Linked DNA regions of Homo sapiens: region 1 is linked to region 2. Evidence: read pairs that join two places in POLR2A ChIA-PET (ENCODE). Cell type or tissue: Panc1. All regions are shown on one strand. Region 1 overlaps AOAH (acyloxyacyl hydrolase). Region 2 overlaps AOAH (acyloxyacyl hydrolase).

Region 1 (4,000 bases), 60 kb after region 2:
CAAATAATTTTCCTACTTCTATTGGGCTGACAATGTAATTGTGGCCTCTATTATACTAATTTGGTGCATTCCATTAATTGCTTTTCAGATGTTAAATAAGCATGCATTTTTAGGATAGACTCTACTTGGTCATGGTATATTATTCATGTTACATGTTGCTGGATTCAGTTTGTCAATATTTTGTTAAGGGTTTTTGCATCTGTTTATAAAAGTCTGTTATTTTCTTTCCTTGTGATGTCTCTGTCTGGATTTACATGACAGAAAAACATAAAATAAAGTGAAATGTGTTTCTTCCTCCTCTATTTTATGAAAGAAATTGTGTTGGATTGGCATTATTTCTACTTTAAGTACCTTACAGAGTTTACTAGTGAAGCCATCTAGGCTTGGGATTTTCTGTACCTGGTTGAACAGTGCCCTAAAATTCATGCCCTTCCTGGGACTTCAGAATGTGCTTTATATAAAATAGGGTTCTTGTAGATGTATTAGTTAAGGTGAAGTAATACTAGGATAGAGTGGTCCTTAATCCAAAATGACCAGTGTTCTTCTAAGAAGAGAGAACCACACTCAGAGAAGAGAATGCCACGTGAAGACAAACACACAGAGGGAAAATGGCCAGGGGATGATGTGGGTAGGACTGGAGTTACACAGCTGTAAGACAAGGAATGTGAAGGATTGCTGGCAACCACCAGAGGCTAGGAGAAAGAGGTGGACACCTAAGTGCAGACTTCCAGCTTTCAGAATTGTAAGAGGATAAGGTCTTGTAATTTTCAGCCACCTAATTTATGGTAATGTTTTTATAGCATCCCTAGGAAACGAATACAATTTCTAATTATGAATTCCATTTCTTTACTTGGTATAGGTCTATTCACATTTTCTATTTTTTCTTAAATCATGTCTCCTTTCAGAATTTGTGTATTTTATCTAAACTCTCCCTCTACCTTCTTGGCACAAAATTGTTTACGATCTTTCCTTATGATCCTTTTAATTTCCTTTGGGTCTACAGTGATGTCCCGTCTTGTTTTATTCTTGATTTTGATGGTAGCTTTATGTCTTCTTTTTAAATGATCTAGCTAAAGGTTTATCAATTTTATTGATCATTTCAAAAGGACTATATTTTGGTTTCATCGATTCTCTCTATTGCATTCCTGTTTTTTATTTTACCATTTTCTGCTCTGATCTTTATTATTTCCTTTCTTCTACTCATTTTGGCTTTGGATTCTTCATTTTCTGGCTTCTTGAGGTGGAAACATATTATTAATTTTAGATTTTTCTTTTTAATATGTGTTTAAAGTTATAAATTTTTCCATAAGCACTGCTTTAGCTGCATTCAATAGATTTTAATATATTATGTTTTCATTTTCACTTAGACCAAACTATTTTCTAATTTTCAAATAATTTTACTATTTTTTATTGATACATAATAGATATACATATTTTCAGGGCACCTGTGATTATTAATACAATCATATAATGTTTAAAGATAAATCAGTGTAATTGGGATATCTATCATCTTAAAAATTTGTCATTTATTTGTGCTAGAAACATTTGAATCATTCTCTTCTAACTATTTTGAAATGCACAATAGGTTATTGTAAACTCTAGTCACTCTACTAATCTATTGAACAGTGGGTATTATTTCTTCTATCTAGGTATGCATTTGTACCCATTAATCAACCTCTCCTCATTCTCCCCTCCCCCTATTCTTCCTGGCCTCTGCTAACCACTACTACTCTATCTTTATGAGATCCATTTTTTTTTATCCCACATGTATGAGTGAGAATATGCAATAATTGTCTTTTTGTGCTTGGCTTATTTTACTTAATATAGGAACCTCCAGTTACATCCTTGTTGCTGCAAATGACAGGCTTTCATTCTTTATTGCGGTGGAATAATATTCCATTGTGTATCGTACCATATTTTCTTTATGTGTTCATCCATTGATGGGCACTGAGGTTGAGTTCATATTTTGGCTATTGTAAATGGTGCTGCAGTAAACATGGGAGTTCAGATACTGCTTCAATATATTGATTTTCTTTCTTTCCAATATAAATACAGCAGTGGAATTGATGGATCGTATGGTAGTTCTATTTTCAGTTTTTTGAGGAACTTCCCTACTGTTTTCCACAGTGGCTGAACTAATTTACATTCCCACCAACAAGGATTCCCCTTTCTCCACATCCTTGCTAGCATGCATTCCTCCCTGTCTTTTTAACTGGGGGTGAGATCATGTCTCATTGTAGTTTTGATTTGCATTTCTCTAATGATTAGTGATGTTGAGAATGTTTTTCATCTACTTGTTGTCCATGTATATGTCTTTTTTGAGAAATATCTAGTCAAACCATTTGCCCATTTTTAAATTGGATTATTTGTTTTTTTTTTTTTTTTGCTATTGAGCTATTTGAGCTTCTTATATATTCTTGTTATTAATCTCTTGTTAGATGGATAATTTGCAAATATTTTCTCCCATTCTGTGGGTTATGGCCTCACTTTGTTTATTGTTTCTTTGCTGTGCAGAAAGCTTTTAGCTTGATGTAATCTCATTTGTCTAATTTTCTTTTTGTTGCCTGTGCTTTTGAAGTCTTACACACAAAAATTCTTTGCTCAGACTAATGTCCTGGAGTTCTCCCCCAATGTTTTCTTCTAGTAGTTTTGTAGTTTCATGTCTTAGATTTAAGTTTTTAATCCATTTTGATTTGATTTTTGTGTATGGTAAGAGACAAGGGTCTAGTCTCATTCTTATGCACGTGGCTATCCAGTTTTCTCGTAACACATATTGAAGAGACTGTTCTTTCCCGGTTGTATGTTCCCGGTGTCTTTGTCAAAAAATGGAATTGGCTGTAAATGCATGGATTTATATTTATTTTGTAATTTTCCTTTGATTTCTTCTTTTTCTCATTTTTATCTTTCTTTTAAAAAACATTTGTATACATATAAGGGGTATAAGTGCAGTTTTATTACATGGATATATTGTGTAGTGGTAAAGTCTGGGCTTTTCGTGTAACCATCACCCAAATATTGTACATTGTACCCATTAAGTAATTTCTCTTTCCTCACTCCTTTCCCTTCCTTCACTTCATCAGTCATAATTATTCCACACTCTATGTTCATGTGTATACAGTATTTAGCTCCTGCTTATATGTGAGAATGTCTAATATCTGACTTTGTGTTTCTGAGTTGTTTCACTTAAGATAATGGCCTCCAGTTCCATCCATGTTGTTGCAAAAGACATGATTTCATTCTTTTTTATGGCTGAATAGTATTTTGTTGTATATTTATACACATATATACACACCATACTTTATCCAATGATCCATTGATGGACACTTAATTAATTCCATATATTTGCTATTGTGAATAGTGCTGCAATAAACAGAAACATATGAGCAGGTGTATTCTGATACAATGATTTCTTTTCCTTTGGGTAGATGCCCAGTAGTGGGATTGATGGTTTGAAAAGTAGTTCTATTTTTAGTTTTTTGAGAAATCTTCACTGTGTTTTCCACAGAGGTTGTACTAATTTGCATTCCCACCAACAGTGTATAAGCCTTCCCTTTTTTCTACATCCTTTCAACATCTGTTATGTTTTGACTTTTTAACAATAGCCATTCTAACTAGCATAAGATGATATCTCATTGTGGTTTTAATTTGCATTTCTCTGAAGATTAGTGATGTTGAACATTGTTTAATATGCTTGTTGGCCATTTGTATGTCTTATTTTGAAAAATGTCTATTCATGTCCTTTGCCCACTTTTTAATGGAGTTATTTAGGGCTATTTTGTTGAATTGTCAGAGTCTTTTTAAAAATTTTTTTAAGGAGGTGTGTTGTATTACTTCCACCTATTGTGGTATTTCCAAACTTTTTTCTATTGTTGATTTCTAATTTAATTTGAGAAATATTTATGTGATTTCAATTTTTAAAAATGAATTGATAATTACTTTATTGCATAACACATGGTCAATCCTGGAGAATGGTCCATGAATACTTTGTTGTCATTGAATG
Region 2 (4,000 bases):
TCTATCTGTTGAACGAGAGTGTTATTACACAGAGGACAAATTAAGGAAACATGAATAAAAATTATGATAACTAACTCACATTTATCGAGGACTTGGTAAGTCCTAGCCAAGATCCCAGATGCTCTCTGCACTCTCAACTCTATCAGTACTGACACTGGAGGACGCTATTATCATCCTTGTCTTACAGACAAGAAAACTGGGGCTCAGTGAAGTTGAGCACCGTGCTTAAGGTCACATTTTTAGAAAGTGGAGAAGCAGGAGGATACAGCCTCCTCCAAGACGGTCTACTGGAAAGCAGCAGTTCTCAACTGGGGGTGATTTTGCCTTCCAGGGGACATTTGGCAATGCTGGGAGGCATTGTTGGTTGTTGTGACTGGGGAGGGGTGGATGGTGGTGCTGCTGGCATCTAGTAGGTAGAAGCCAGGGTTGCTGCTGAACACCCTACAAAGCCCAGGACAGCCTGCACAACAAAGGATTATTCTGCCCCAGGTGTCAGCAGTGCTGAGGCTGAAAAACCACACTGTAGTGAGAAGGCAGGAAACACAAGTGGAAGCAGTTCACATTCCTACTTCCATCCCCACGTAGCTATGGCATGTTGCAGGCTTATATCCGGAGTAGTCCTTGCCTTTGGGATGTGAAAGCCGGGGCCAGTGAGAGAGGACATGCCAAGGAAAAGGCTGGCGTTCTACGTGCTTAGTGCTTACCAGAATCGGGGACTTCTTGACAATTTGTCTTGCCTTCTGTAGTGTAAATTTCCATGTCTCCTATAAAAACAAAGTTAGAGAACATTACAACTCATGTTTTATCTTTTCTTCCTACATCTTTTCTAAAATTAGGATATTTAAAGTCCATAAGTTTTCAATAAATGAACCACTCCATAAATTTGTAATAAAATAATTCACAAGAAGGCAATTTCACATTAATAGCTCTTTTTATTTTGGGCTTTGCTTTGTGTCAGATGCAGTGCTAAGCACTTTGGAAACATTATCTTATTTACTCTTCAAACAGCCCTGTGAGATACGACCATTTCATAGACGAGGAAACCGAGATGCAGAAAAGCTAAGAGATCTCATAGGGTCTGGCAGAGAGGCAATCTGAACCTCTGCTTCCTGACCCTTCTGCTACGCTGATCTCCATAAGCAACTTATCCTGGTGTCTAAAACCCCCCAGCAGGAGGCTGTCAACAGCCTACTTGAGTGCCTTGTGCTTTGGCAGTGAAGAATGGCTGATTGTTGCTGTGCAAGCTAACACCTCATCTCTCAGTCACCTCCTCTTCCCCTGGTTGGAGATCTCCTGTCCTCTTTCAACCATTTTGAGAGCATCTAAGTGCATCTTCCAAGGGTACACACATTGCGAATATAAAGAGTTAGCTCATTACTACCAGTAATGATTGCTGTGAAACTCCAAAGAACACTGTGTTTGTCTATTTGTGGAGGGGTGGGAGAAGAGTAACCCTGGGCTGGGTGGGGAGGAGGAGGGTTTTCTCTCATCACTACTTCCCAGAGCTTTCAAACCCAACTGAATGTGCATGTCCTGGCCCTGCCAAATCCCTCCTGGGCCTGCTACCTGTACAGCCCTGAAGTAATCTGCTCAACAATTGGAAAGCTCTGTCTGCTGGCTGCTAAGAGTGCGTGTTGATGACTCAAGAGGAAAAGATGCTCTTCAGGTGGGTTTGGTTGCCAGGATGCCCTGCTACGGTGTATGTTTCTTAAAATATTGAAAGACTACTGTGCCAGTTGGTGAACAGCTGTGTCCCTAAGCCCCTGAGAGTCCTCCACTCTTGCTCTGACCACCCAGCCTCTTCCTTGGACTCTCCCAGGCCTCCTTGTGATCCGTCAACTATGGGGCCACTGTGATAGTCCCACCCAGTGGGCATCTGCAGGCTGTGCTCCAACTGCACCCAGTATCCATTCTGATTAGTTGGCAGTAGGCCAAAAGAGCTGATCCCAATCTTCACTTTTAAAACATGACATCTTTAATACAAAAGCTGCTTAGAGAATGACCCCATTCAAAAACTGACCTCATTAAATGCACTTTTGGCCTTTTCTGGAAATTCTAGCAAACCCTAAAATTCTCCTATTGTATAAATTAAGATTCTCTGGCATAGTCAGTGTAACAGACACCAGATTTTCATGCAAACTATTCTTATGGTGACTTTGTGGCTACTTTTATCAGCAAAGAGCTCATTCCCCACATTTTAAAATGTGAAGGTGGTAGTCCTCTGCCTCAATCATGTGCCCCTGCTTCTCTGTCTCAGAAATAGTCCTTTGCATTCTCAGGCCCAGTTTAAAATCTTCAGAGCCTCGCACAGTCCTTGAGGCATAGTAGGTGCTCAGTAAACATGGAAATAAAAGCAAAAGAAAATAGTTACGATATTATGTTAAACGAGGAAAATAGGCTACCAGATTTTATGCACATAGGAAAAAACCTTGCAAAGGAATATGTTATAATAATGATGGGTGATAACTTTTTCCTTTTTGCCTTTTTCTGGTTTTCTAAATTTTAAACAATGAATACCAATTCAGTAATAAATGCTTTCAAAAAAGAGCTCAATCCATGTTGTCTTGTTTCTTGTTGAAGAAAATGATGTGCTCCGTGCACTGATATGCAAGTGAAGGCCCTGGGGATCTGGTGGTGAACCCCACGGTGAATGACATAGACATCCCTTCCCTCCCAGAGCTTTCTCCCTGGCAAGGGGACTGACCTCGAGCAAGTACAGTAAACAGAAATAAGATGAAGCAGAGAGAGGGCTGAATCCCTTTGAGAGAACCAATCTCATTTTAACCAAGCTCGGTTCTCTGGGGCTCAATGTTTGTTGGGAGGTAATGACAAGCTATGAAAACAGGATGTGGCAAGTGCTGCAGCAGAGGCTGTGCTGAGGCGGGATGGGTGGCTTGTGTGTCCTCCCGGGAGGTCTAGGGTGGGTTCATCTGGATGTGGCTGGGTTTCCGATATTGGTGCACATGGGGGTGGCAGCAGGAAGCCAGGGCCGGGGCTGCAGGGAAATGCACCAGCTTTTGCCAAGGAGGGGGAGTCGAAGCGTCCAAGAGTGGGAACAGAGTCCTGATCCCAGATGGACATCCAGACTCACCCATTTACTCAGCACCCACTTCCAAATTCCAGTCACAATAACTGCTAGGAAAATCTGGGTTTCTGCTGGAAATTGGGGATGGGTAGGACCCACAAACTAGAAAATTAGAAGCATTTCTGCAAGATGCAGTTTGGGTAACATCAAATTGAAGCAAAGAGGGAGCAGTCAGGCCTTTAGCACTCTCAAAGGTGAAGGCTACATGGGGAGTGAGGGAAGGGACCCTAGGGTAGAATCCCACCAGCACCCTTGAGGCCGGGGCAACAGGGGCTTAGCCAGCACAGACAGAGTGGCTGTGTGTAGGGTGCAAGTTTAGGTGTAACAAAGATGTGGAGGCGTGCCCTTGGACCCAGGGTTGTCTGCAGCCTTTGTCTCGGCGGCACTCACCACTGCCCCTTGGCAGAGGCTGTCCCCATGTTTAGGGATGGCAATCTGGTGGTGATGGTGACAGAGTTGTCCTGCAGCTGCCTTTGCAGGTACTCTACCTAAGATTCAGAAAATGGCAATTGACTCTACCCAACAATAAAGTGAATAGTGGAGGGAAGCTCCAGAAGCCACCACTGGCTCCAACCCTGGGCATCACCCAAGGCTAGAGAAGGACCCCAGCCTGGCCGACTTGAAGCCGCTGCAATGAGGTAGAAAAGAGCCTGCAGGAAGCTCATGGCCTTGAGTAGGTGGGGAAAGGTGAGTAAGTCAGAGATTCCAGGCTCGGAATAGCTGTGCACAGGAGCCGAGGGGGCACAGGTGCAAAGGACAATGGTTTACATCACCCTCAGGGGTTGAGAAAGCTTCTTAGGGGACCTGCAGCTTGAGCTAAGCTCCTACTCAAATCCCTCTTCACCCCTAGAAAGTATACATCCTCCCTACTTTACAGCGCAGTCCACCCAGAGGTCAAGCACCTCACGTGATCAC

What was found. Peaks named below come from ENCODE experiments on the same cell type or tissue, not always from the same donor. Only the 100,000 strongest peaks of a DNase experiment are listed, where the experiment ranks them.
Region 1: POLR2A ChIA-PET joins it to region 2 with 8 read pairs; 2 of 35 experiments call an interaction of 5 or more read pairs at or near these places.

What each region holds. Positions count from the first base shown.
Region 1 is chr7:36,697,269-36,701,268 of GRCh38, forward strand. All of the region lies in intron 1 of AOAH (acyloxyacyl hydrolase), which reads right to left. Among named protein-coding and RNA genes, the nearest start is that of AOAH, 25 kb to the right of the region's middle. In Panc1, no CTCF peak of the experiment used is centred here; no DNase peak of the experiment used is centred here.
Region 2 is chr7:36,637,147-36,641,146 of GRCh38, forward strand. AOAH (acyloxyacyl hydrolase) reads right to left here. Exons shown (of 21, transcript NM_001637.4): 5 at 705-764. Among named protein-coding and RNA genes, the nearest start is that of AOAH-IT1, 39 kb to the left of the region's middle. In Panc1, no CTCF peak of the experiment used is centred here; no DNase peak of the experiment used is centred here; H3K27ac peaks cover 225 bases.